2 separate regions of the Mus musculus genome follow, and region 1 is linked to region 2. A link is a loop called in an ENCODE intact Hi-C map of the cell type or tissue named here. Cell type or tissue: gastrocnemius. All regions are shown on one strand. Links, peaks and the distances in the headings refer to the core of each region. The heading gives the core; the rest is flanking DNA.

What was found. A loop is a pair of places that touch in the nucleus more often than their neighbours do. Peaks named below come from ENCODE experiments on the same cell type or tissue, not always from the same donor. Only the 100,000 strongest peaks of a DNase experiment are listed, where the experiment ranks them.
Region 1: it touches region 2 in a loop (2.9-fold over the local background); 15 of 42 quality-filtered maps call a loop at or near these places.

Annotation. Positions count from the first base shown.
Region 1 is chr9:102,401,252-102,407,250 of GRCm38, forward strand. No RefSeq gene overlaps it. Among named protein-coding and RNA genes, the nearest start is that of Ephb1, 50 kb to the left of the region's middle. In gastrocnemius, for the core only: a CTCF peak has its summit at 2,551 (motif pointing right); DNase peaks (open chromatin) are centred at 1,996 and 2,526; H3K4me3 peaks cover 1,206 bases; H3K27ac peaks cover 2,440 bases.
Region 2 is chr9:102,542,422-102,548,420 of GRCm38, forward strand. It overlaps Ky (kyphoscoliosis peptidase), which reads left to right. Exons shown (of 11, transcript NM_024291.3): 11 at 1-3,818. The coding sequence ends at 360. Among named protein-coding and RNA genes, the nearest start is that of Gm29387, 14 kb to the right of the region's middle. In gastrocnemius, for the core only: a CTCF peak has its summit at 2,785 (motif pointing left); DNase peaks (open chromatin) are centred at 1,049, 1,572, 2,071, 2,770 and 1 more place; H3K4me3 peaks cover 397 bases; H3K27ac peaks cover 261 bases.

The DNA of each region.
Region 1 (5,999 bases), core at 516-5,515, 140 kb before region 2:
AAGCTAACCCAGGGCATGAATAATAAGTGGCTGCTGAAAAATTGATTCAGTGAAATCCTTCTGGTAGAACATGCTATCCTTTTTTGGAAGAAAATTTTTGATACATGTCAACCGGAGCCATGACTTCATGGGAAGGGGGAACATGCCCAGAAGACTCAATAAGATACCAAGAGGAGAGAGGGGGAAGAAAGCAGAGAGAGGTAAGCGGGGTGGGGGGGGGGAGGCAGAGGTGGCAAGGGCCAGGAAATGTTGAGCTGTCGGTGGGGTTTTTTTTACAGAAGAGGTTGCAGGAGAGCCCCAGAGGTCATTTCCTTGTCTCTGCCAACACTCCTGCCCTAGCCTGCTGCTTCTGCACCCCAAACTCCTGTTCTCCCCGAAGGCCCTCCACTCTGTTGTGTTCTTCTCAGTCCTTTACAGTGGTCCTTCCAACCTTCATACGACCGTCCTTCTGTTCACCGTCACAGCGGGTACATTCATGTCAGCACCCAGTCCCATGTCACACCACAGACTGCTAATGATGTCCTGCAGAGCCAACTCCCCTCAAGAGGATGACAGTAGCTTAGGGATACCCCTGTGCCTTGCCCTTCTGCCTGGCTGGGAACCTGTTGGGCTTTGCTGTCACACTCTCCATGGGGGCTTCCCATCCTTGTTACAGGAATTGTTCCGCTGTCCCGAGTCCCATCTTTCTTCCTTTCTGCTCCCCTGCACTTTGTCTTCTTACCTCCATGGAAGGTCACAGAAGGCTTAGCGCTCATCCTGGTTTCTCTCCAGCTCTTTGCTCCACAGACCGAGTGACTCCCATGGCACCAGAATCACTATCCTCTACTGAGCTCTACAGCTGTATCCTGTGAGTGTTCATGTGTCAGGCTGCAGAACTCCTTGCACCACTGTAGGGTCCCTTGTCCGCACATCCCCAGCAGGTCTTCCCATAATCTACAACACACACACACACACACACACACACACACACACACACACACACAGAGGAGAGAGAGAGAGACAGACAGACAGACAGACAGACAGAGAGACAGAGAGAAAGAGAGAAAGAGAAAGAGAAAGAGAAAGAGAAAAAGACAGAGACAGAGAGACAGAGACAGAGAGACAGACAGACAGACAGACAGACAGACAGACAGACAGACAGAGGCACATATGCTTACACACACAGAGACTGTGGAGCAGCAATCAGTACCTGTATGCACATTTTTCCCTCCTGTCCTGGGCTCATCCCAGAACTTGAAGGTCAAGGTTTGGGACAGGCCCTCAGAGACAGATGTGCCCCAGCTAGCCCATCAGCTGTCAGGACAGAAGTGGTTTCCAGTCCCCAAATTGATTCCTCAAATGCATGATGGACCAGCCCTCTGGATAACGATATACTCCCCTACATGTTTAGGGTCCCTCTGAGCCTTTGACAAGGCTTAGTGCTCGAAAGAGAGAATTCCTTAGCTGCCTGTGTGTCCACATCCCATGGGGATGTTTTCATGACCTCCTGGGACCTCAACCTGAGTTTGGGGAGGCTGGAATATAGGGGTTAAGGAGTTCAGGCCAGGAGAAATGGCTCAGCTGGCAGAGTGCTTGCTGTGTAAGCACGAGGGCCTGCCTTTGGATCCCCAGTCCAAAGGGTAAACACTGTCACAGTGCTGCTGTATGTCTGTAATCCCAGCAGCAGAGAAGTGGGTCAGAGACAGGCAGACTTCGGAAGTCCTTTGGCCAGCCAGTCTAGCTGAATGGTTGAGTTCCAAGTTTAGTTAAGAGACTCTTTCTCAAAATAAATAATAAATAAAAATAAAAATAAATAAAGAGGAAGGTGACTGGGAATGACAGTGGGTCTCTATCTGTCTCTCTCTCAGATACACACACACACACACACACACACACACACACACACACACATACACACACACACCACAACCCGAGCTGCCATCCAAACAAAATATACTTGAATCTGCCAATGAAGTGCGAAGCAGAGAACCTCCCGCTGGGGTTGGGAAAGTTCCCAAAAGTGCCCAGTCAGTGACTATCCCAAGCTCCCCTGGCCACCCTGACTAATTGTCACACTGACTCATGCTTCACAGCAGGAGCTAACCCTGGATGGGGCACAGATCACCCGCAGAGCCAGAGGTGGGAGCCTTTCTCCAACCGGGGACCAAGTCCCTCATCCAGGGCTCAGACTATTGCTGAAGACTCTGAGTATGCAGCTCACACGTACCCAGCAACAGGTATCCTGCTGAGGAAGCTGCAAAGCTGTGGCTTCCTTCAAGGTCTTCTCCCCACCTAGCATCCAGGCTGAAAGATGGCAGGAGGAAGGATGCTGAAACAGAGCCACAGCCACAGAAGAGGAACCCGAGTAGGACTGTGGGAAGCGGGGGCTGTGCAGGGACGGGCGAGCCCCAGACAGCTAGCAGAGAATCCCACACTGAGCAGGAGCCAATTCCATTCAGAGGCCAAGTGGCCCACAGTGTAGCCTGTGGCTGTCCTTAGCCAAATACCACCCCCCTTGTCTTCAAAGTGCAGACCACGGAAGATAAGATGCCATTGACAGATACTCCACTAGAGGGCAGGGCTCAGCACGTCCTCCTGGGAGCTCCGCAGATGCCAGGTGTGGAGACTGCAATGATCCAGAATGGATGACGTTCCTCCACCCCTCTGAGCTTTTGTCGCCTGCCGGGTCCTCCATAACGGACTCTCAGAGGCAATGTGACCCACTTAGCACCCTTCCTTTGAGGTCAGAAGCAGCTGACTTGACACCCGCCCAGGGGTCATCTTGTCTTGGCTAAGATTCCCATGAAGAGAAAGCCCAGAGTGCAGCTGAGATCTCAGAGTCATCTGAGAGTTGCTGACATGTCCTTGAACGTCACTCCCAGCCCTCTCAAGGGAAGTATTGGAGGGGCTGGATGTTTGCCTGTCCCCAGCTCAGGGTCCCGGTGACAGCAAGGCAGAAGGCTGGGCCCTTTCAAGGAACACTAATGAAAGGGCAAGACATATTTTTACTTTTCTCATCACTGTGACCAAATACCTGATGGAAGCTGCTTCAAGGAGGAGGGGCTTATTTTGGCTTACAGTTTGTGAGGATCCAAGTGCATTGCTGTACAACAGGCATAGTGTCAGACTTACAGTAACACCATCTGCATATCTTAGCCAATCAAGCAGCAGGCTCTGGCAAGAACGAGAAGCAAATCTCCGTTTCGATGTCACCACCAATGACCCTCTCTGCTAGCTTGGCCATACACCCCAAAGTTCCACAACCTCACAAGACAGTGCCACTGGCTGTGGGCTAAACAGTCAAACACATGAGCCTGAGACATTTTTCATTCAAACCATAGTACAGTCAAGTCAGAGTGAGAGCACAACCAAGTTCTTACTGCTTTGGTGTACACAGCACATAAAAATCCGAATGCCTTGGTCAGAGGAGGGAGAACGGGTCCGCATCCTCTAAACCCACTCACCTTCTCCACTTCCAGGATAGTAACTGAGGTCCCCAAGAGATACTAAAATTTCCAAGACAACATTTGAAAGATGTAGATCTCAGCATCCTATAGCCTTGATCAACTCAAAGCCTGGGCTGCCTCCATCAACAACACACATGGGGAACCGAGCTCCTGACTGAGGCATGACAGGGCTGTAAGGAGGGAGGCAGTCCTCACACCAAGGCCATTCTGTAACAACATAAGATGTGTCACCTCTGATAACCTACCCCACTGCTCTCTTGGATAGAGGGCACAGCTAGAAACCTCTGGGCATAAGAGGACAAGAAAGGAAGTTCAGCGGCCAAGACCGAATCTTACCCCTGTGGCCCAAATCCTTGCAAGACCCTCCACGACCCCTATCGTGTGTGTGTGTGTGTGTGTGTGTGTGTGTGTGTGTGTGTGTGTGTGTGTGTTAGACCTGGCAGGTACAGATATGGGCCCTGTCAGGCCTTGTTTTACCCTTAGCAGGTCCTTTGGACTCAAGGGTACTATTTTGTCAGATTTTCCGAAGATTTAACAGTAGCACTTAATGTTGCCTAAAGGAATTCCCTAAAAAGGAAATCCAGATCTTAACATACTGTAGCAACACACATGCCTAGACATGCCCCCAACACCTCTACACACACACACACACACACACACACACACACACACACACACACATGCCTCACAGATACCCACAGGATGCACATCCATACTAATAATGTGCCTTGAACATATTCTTGTCCCACAGAACAGTGCCCTAAGACAGCCTTGCGTTGCAATGGAGTCAGAAATGCCAAGCTAAGCGTTTACTGGTTATCTAGCCCTGGGTTCTCAGGAAGTGACCCTCCCTCTCTGAGCCCTTATTTGCCCATTTGTCAAAGTCTGTGTGCAGAGAAACTCTTCATACCCAGGACACTTAATGAGGGGGACTGAGAAAGGCATTGTCCTAGCCCAAGATCTGTGTCTGGCCCTTGACCACCACTGCAGAGTACATGCCCAGGAGGATCTGGGTGGCAAGGCCCTAGCCCTGGCCCTGACTCTGGCTGCTACTGGTGTCTTTAAGTCACTTTTCCAATTCTTTGGTTCCATGTGAAGTGAGGGTTCTTAGTCCATCCAATGTCAAGGAATGGAAGCATGGGGACTCTCAGAGGGACAGTTTAGGCATTACAAGCCTGTCTGCTGCTTACTCAAGAGGAGCTAGGAGTCAATGACAGATTGATTCTAGTGGAGGACAATCCTGACCACATCAGACAATGAGAGGAAGAGAGCTGGGATAAACAAAGGGGGAGAAAACGCTAAATAAAGTGGTGAGAGATAGAGAGCCAGCACAGAGCTGGTCTGTACATAGTCAATTTAGCAAGACCATGGGGACCAGCCAGCCAGTGACCTGGAGCCAGGAGGGCAGGTGGGTGGGGCAGACAGGTGGGCTGGAGAAGCTGGTGGGCGGGGCAGATGGGCGGGCGGGCAGAGAGTAACCATTCTCCTGAAAGGAGGTTCCTGACTGATTCTATGCGTACAGACACCCACAGCTGAGGACAGACGAAAGAGAGTGCAGACAGAAACGCCTGTCTGCCTATGACCTTTGTGCCCACTACGTGCCTGGACTCTGCAGAGGCCCATCCCTCCAAACAGCGGCCCTTCTGCCAGGCTGCTGGTCACCAGACCCACATTATGCTTAAGCAGCAACAGAGCAAGAGTGGATAGGGGTGGCAAAGCAGGTCAGCAACGGGCAGAGGCAGGAAGAGGGAACGTGGTTGCTTCAAAGGCTCGTTCCCTAGCACAGCCATAGTCAATTACCAAGCAGCCTTTGCTTGTCAGCCCTGAATCTTAATGGTATTAATGAGACCTCAAGTAATTTTCTTCCTGGATAAAGTGTTTTTCTTCTAACTCCTGTACTCAGGGAATCTGGACCTCTCTGTGGTCCTGGTTATGCCCACTCTGTTGAAGTGGGGCAGGTCCTTGAAATTCTTCCTATCTTCTCTACGTAGATGTAATTAATTCTTTCTAAGGGGAATACATGAACGTGCTGTCTTCATGGATAATCACGCACACCCCTGGGCCTTGCACCTGCAGGAGAAAATGGCTGCCATCCATCACTGTGGTACATGGATGGAGGAAGGGAGAGGTGATGAAGCCAGACTCAGGCTAGGAGATGGCCAGCCCAATCAGCTCTTTTGCCAGTCCCCCTCCTGGAGAGGAAGCCATTTTTCCTCATCCACACAGTTCGTATGTGCTGCATGCACACAGCCCTCAGGCGCAGTCTTGCAAAAGTGATAATGACACATCTGATATGGCCTCTACCACCCCATGGACTTCCGCCGAAGTGTCCACATACAGGCTGCTGGCATCTCTGAAAGGACTTCCTCTGGACTCTCTGACCCCACTCTTACCTCTCTGGGCATCTCTCTTGGTCTTTAAATTATCATTCTTTAAATGTCTTAGTTGTCGCTCTTGCCTCTGTTCACCCTAAAGCAATATCTAAAGAAGGTCACTCTGGGCACACACTGACCATAAATGCCAGCCTTCATAGAGAGATGAGGAGCAGGGTCC
Region 2 (5,999 bases), core at 697-5,696:
CAGGAACAAGGGAACTTCATCTTTGTCTTCAACTACCTCTTGTGCTGCGCCAACACCAAGGTGAACTGGCCCATGTTCCCTGAGAGCTTTGGCAACTGGGGACAGGACAATGAACTGCTAGAGCCTCTCTCCGGTGTGCTTCCCGCCAACCGCAACATAGCCTTCAAACTAAAGCTGCATGGTATCGCCAAAGCTCTGGTGAAAGGACAGGACACGTGGCCCCTCACTCTTAACCCCGAGGGCTACTGGGAGGGCAGCTGCAACACAGCTGGCTGCCAGGAAGTCTACGTCATGGTGCTAGAGAATGCTAACCACAACTTCTACAGCTACATCCTGAAATACAAAGTGAATGACCAGTGAGGGGCTGCATTTCTTCACGGTCCCCCAGGGTTAAGGCCAGCCCTGCCCAGGGAGGGCCCAAGCTAAGAGCAGAGAGCCCAGGACACCACTAATCTGCATGAAACCACTTCTAGGCCTCTGCTTCAGTCCCCTCTGCCTCAATCTCCCTGCTGTGTCACAGGCACTGAGGAATTTGTGCCGCCAAAGGCTCACTCAATGTGGCTGTGGAAGAAGAGACAGAGGCCAGGGCCCTCTAGAAGAAAAAGGTGCTATGTAAATCCAAGGTATTGTGAAACGTACACCCCTGCCTGTGCCTGCTCTTGTGTTAGGACTTTGTTGCTGTAGAGCTGAATGGGAAAGCGGAGGTGTTGCGGGTGCTGAAAGCTTTCCCCACGATGCCTGCCTGGTGCTTGAGGCTGAATCTATGAGAAAGGTGTGCTCCCCCTGCAAGTAACATGGTGTTTCTCCCCACTACTTCTGGACCCCAGGGAATGTCGGGCCTGCCCATCTTCCACATTCCTAGTGCTCCTATTAGCTACTTCATGCTCTTCAAGAGCTTGCAAAGGGGGTGGGTGTAGAAAGCAAACCAGCTGACCCTCAGCCAACTGGAGGCTGCTGTCTCCTGATGCCTAGCATCTCTGAGATGTGCTAAGGGCAGGAAAGCAGCCGTGTGCACATTCGGATGTCCTGGCTGGGGACCAGGGATGGAGTGGGTTTGCAGGTCCAGCAACCCACATGGAAGGGTGAAGACCCCGATTCTATGTGCCTACCAGAGTTTAGCTGAGGGCCTGGAGATTGCCCCACCCCACCCCCCACCAGCCATCCTCAGGAGCCTCAAATGCCTACATAGCCCACTGGTAGCCTGGCTGATGACCTGGGCCCTGGGCAAGCAGATTAGCCCCAGCAGTTATCAGATACCAGGGATAGTGTCTGATAACAAGATGTTGCTCCTTCCTTACAAGCCAAACCAAGCTGAGGGGACCACCACCTGCCCCCTAGAGAAAGTGTTGGTCTCTGTCTCTGAGGAAAGCCCTATCATAGCCATTTTCCCTCCTGTCTTTCTCTGAGATGACAACCCCTGCCCTGAGTTCAACCTTCCTTCCATTGGGAACAGTTGAGGGCCTCTTACTTGCTCCGGCCTGTCCTAAAAAGCCTGAGCTGCCTAGCTGGCCCTCAGCAGCACCTGAGGCTGGTGTTTCCATGGCAACAGCTGAGGGGGGAAAAGCAGGCTGCTGCAAACAGGGAAGGCCTGAGGAGAGCCCCCCGACAAGAGGTTCCTGCAGTAGCATCCCAGTGCACAGATGTGCTCCAGGAGGGTCCCTACCAAATTTCAGGGTTCTAGGACTCTGCTCACTGTGCCTGTCTCAGGACCACCCCCCCCCCCAATCCCTCACTGCTCTCTAAGGAATGTCCTCAGGCTCAGCTGCCGCCAGAGCCAGCCTGGGATACTCACAGCCTCTACAGTCAAGTCTTTCCTCAGTAAGAGCCCATCAGACTCCTTCGATAAGTGGCTGACCCCTCATGCTAGATCCTGGGACTATAGAGGTGAACACAAAGGACTCAGCCATAGGCACCCGCATCTCTGGGTGGGCAGTCTGCCAAGTGGAACCTATCTGAAGACCTAGGAGCCCAGAACTTCAGCTCTTCATTCCCTTCTGCCCCTTTCCCACAGGTCCCCACTGCTACCCACCTGATACCACATAGCCCCCCTCCACCAGACTGGGTAGCCTCACTTGTGATTAGCATGGCTGCTAGGGGCTGAGCTGCCTTGGCTCATGTCCAGGGTCCTCTGGCAGTCTCAGCCCATCAGCATCTTGTCACTCACGCCTGGAAAACGCACCAAAGTGGGGTGGGGTGGGGTGGGAGGTGGCGTTGTCTCCACTACAAGAAGACGGTGGAGTTTGCACTGCCTGGAAACAGCCTTTCCTCACCCCTTTTATTTTATGAGCAGTAAGAACTGTGCTATGTTTTAACGAAATAGTAAGTGCTTCGGCGGTCCCTGCCACTCGCTAGACACAGCCGCGACAGCCACTGCTAGCCCTGCAGAAAATGATCCCCATGTTTTTTTCAAAACAGCATAATTAATCTATTCTGGAGCTTGTGGAGGATGCTACCCCACAAAACAGGAGCTGTCCTCAGCACCAGAGACCCAGACCGAGCCTCTCCCAGCGGCCCGGGTCAACCACACGCTCCGCCCTCCTCATATAACCAGGTAGTCCCTTTGTCAAGGCAACTGTAGGTGCACTCGGAAAAACGCCTGCGTTTCTTTTTACTGAAGCAAAGATACACGAAACCGAATCCAATCTTCATGAATTTTTACACGCATGCTGCTCAGCCTGAAAATTTGGAGGCTGCGTTTTGAAGGCTTTTTATTCAAATCCCCCTCTTTGTCTGCTGGTCCACGAGTCTCATTGGCCGATCAAATGGCACGAGCGCCCCCTGGTGGATCACGTGCGAAGTTGCCACCGCTGCAAACCCCCAAGCTGGCTCTTTTTATGATGTTTGTTAAAAATCACTAGGTGCTTTCTCGTCCCTTGCGGACAAGTTATGCTGTCTACGGCATCCACATCGTGGATAGTTATCCTCGTGGTTGATATGCCAATGTCAGCGTTGTCTTGCAGACTGTCAGAAGAGCCTGGGGAGACTTCCCTGGCCTGGCGTGGTGAGAAGATAGGATGGGATTAAGAATTGAGCATCTTGCCCAGAAAGCTTTTCCTGAGACAGAAACCCTGGGCACAGGAATGCCTGTCTGGGGTCGCTGTGATCACACTCATTACTATGGCAATGACAGGCTGAAACTGATCAAACTCAGCGTTTTGCCAGGCAGGCCCCAGGATGGGCGCCAGGGTGCAGAAGGATGGGGCGTGGTGAGGCAAAAGGGTGCAATTAAGCTCTTTCAGCTTGCTTCAAAAGTGCCACCAGCTCAGCTGGACTGTTCTCTGTCTGATTGTGAATATTTTGAGTTCTCCATATGTTACATTGTCCCACGAGGACGGACTCCTCCCGGCCCACAGAGATTAAAGAGACGTAAATAGATTAACTGAAGCATGAAGGATTTGAGCTAGATATAAAGAACCATTTCCTGTTGTGAAGCAGGAGGGACACGTTGCCAATAAACTCTCGGCGAAATTCTCAAAGGACTTGAAAAGGAGAAAAGTTCCCGCAGTGGTCCGGCATTTTCTTTGCCGTGCTTACTGAAGCGGTTGGGTTCTCCCTCCGCTAACTCGTAACTCTTAAACAGTACTGGTTGGCCGGCAGTAAACACCAGGTTAATGGTGTGACCATATAGCTCACTGTTGTGGGATTTCAAAGGCCGTTTATCTGAGGTCTGCCATTTCCTTTCATCTGGAGTAAGTAAAGCCGCAGAGGTGACTATTTCTCCCCGTGTGTGCTGAGTAGTGTGGGCCACTGGCTGTTAAAGATGCTGTCCTCACATTGTTGCTGGGGTTCTTTTTCAATAAAATTTATATTCATTTTTATCCAACAATGTAATTATCGATCCATCCTTATCGCTGCTCTTACAAGGAGAAAAAAAAAAAAAAACAACCAAGGGGGGAGGGCAACACTTTCATGTTCAAAGGATGCTTTTAAAAAAAAGAAAAGATCAATGTCCCCGCCATTTGAACGTGATGGGGAGATGCAAATGGGGTGTTGGGCAAATAGCGATTCCACATTAAAGAAAACATAATTAGGTCAGCCCCGGCCCTCCGAGGCTCACGTGCCTTTGAAGAATCCGAAGACCACGCTTCCTTCATTGAATCTTGTTTAACTTGAACATTTTAAAGTCAGCCCAAATTTCTTTTTAGAGTGGGAGAAGAAAAACGTGCCAAAATTTTTCCTGTCAACCTACTTTTGGGGTGCTGAATATATGCTATACGTTTCTTGATATTCACGCACACACTCGAAACTTTCCAGGTTGCCTAAACTGATTACTCGTAAATTAGACATTTAGAGGACTGGAGGAAAAAAGAAAAAAATGAAAATCTAGACACCTCTGAGAAGCTGCTGTAACCATGGAGACCATTCTCATAGCTGTAGTGTGAAGGGCAAAAAGATTTGTGTTCCCAAATCTGAGCTTATCGCATCCCTCATTGCCAGACACAAAAACCCGAGATGTGTTACACTTCATCCTTGGGGTGGGGGTTCACAGAGGAATGCAATCCACGGGTAAGGGAAGTTTCTAATGACACACTATGGAGCAATCGGAACAAACTGTCTCTAGGTCTTAGGTGCAGTAGAAGGACAAACTCTTAAATTATTGGAACGGGCTGCAAGTTCCCAACCAAGAGCTGGAATAGACTGACCTCCGATGTTTCTTCCAGTCCAGAGGCTCTGTGAAGCTGTGTCTTTGTGAACAGATGATGGCAGGCACCAGCCTGGGCTTGTCAGTTAGGCAACATCTGAAGGGCCCTGCTGTGTTAAGAGCCTGCTCCCTAAGCCCCGGGCATGCTACACCGCACGCCTTTTACTTTCCTGCGGGCGGGCGAGGGGATGCACAGGCTCAGCAGGTGGACAGACCACAGGGAACCAGCAGCCCAGACAGAGGCTGGTCCACTGTGATTTGCAGACAGAACTGAACAAGACTAAGATGTCTCGAGGAAGTCTCTTTTCTTCCACCTCATCCTCAGACCTCAAGTCAGAAAAATTATTCTTAAGGCAATCAAATTCCTGCGGAGGATGCCTAGGGGTGTCCTGTGACCTCTACCATCCTCCATGGCAAGATCTGGTCCATATGGAGGCTTTGGGGCCTTGTCTCATGTGCTTCTTCACCCACTGTGAGTGCTCAGGCCCACCACTCCCTCAGCGCCACTTCTTGGGCCTCTGTGTGCCAAGGTGGGTCCTGCCTAGGTCATTACTGTCCACACCAACCTCAGATCTGAACATCCACCCCCACCTGAGCTGTGTTCAGACAAAATGCTTTTCATGATCCTTCCCAAGGAAGTTCATGGTCTCTGGAGAAGGCACTGGTGGGCAAGGTAAGTCTTCAAACAAAAATTGATTTTAGGTCTACAATCCTACCTCCTTAAACACACCTGATCCAGCTTGATCTCTGAAGCTAGGCAGGGCCAGATCTGGTTAATGCTTCAATGAGAAACAAAGGCTTATTTTGATAGATAATCAAGAGAGTGCCCAGTCACCTCCTTCTCCTCTAGAGACATCATGTCAAGTGCTTCATTCCCAAGGATAGTGTAATGATGGCTCTTCAAAGAGGGACACAGATGAGGGGCCATGGAGAGACGTCTCCCCTGCAGTTGAGTGAGCTGTAAGCAGCAGCTTTAGTTCAAAGGCTGCCTTCCTGTGATCCTCCTGGACCAGCAATGGCATGCACTGATCACGTAGAAGCACCAGTCAGAGCCAGCATCAAGCTTTGGGAATTCAGTGTCCTGGAGACCATGGCTGTGCAACATAAAAGGCCAGCGATCGGGACCAGGTAGGCAGCACCTCAGACTGAGATGGGACATGACAGGAAGCCCCAAAGCACAGGTCCCCTGGTGAGTCCCCTGATGGTAGGGGCTATGGCGACAATCCTTAGGATAATCAATAGGAGACACCACAATCCACACTACCCTTCTTTTGAACATGTTGGTCCCTGTTGTAGCGACAGTCTTCCCTCCCTCTCTCCTGGAAAAGCCTTGCCTGGCCCTCATCCATCCTCCGGG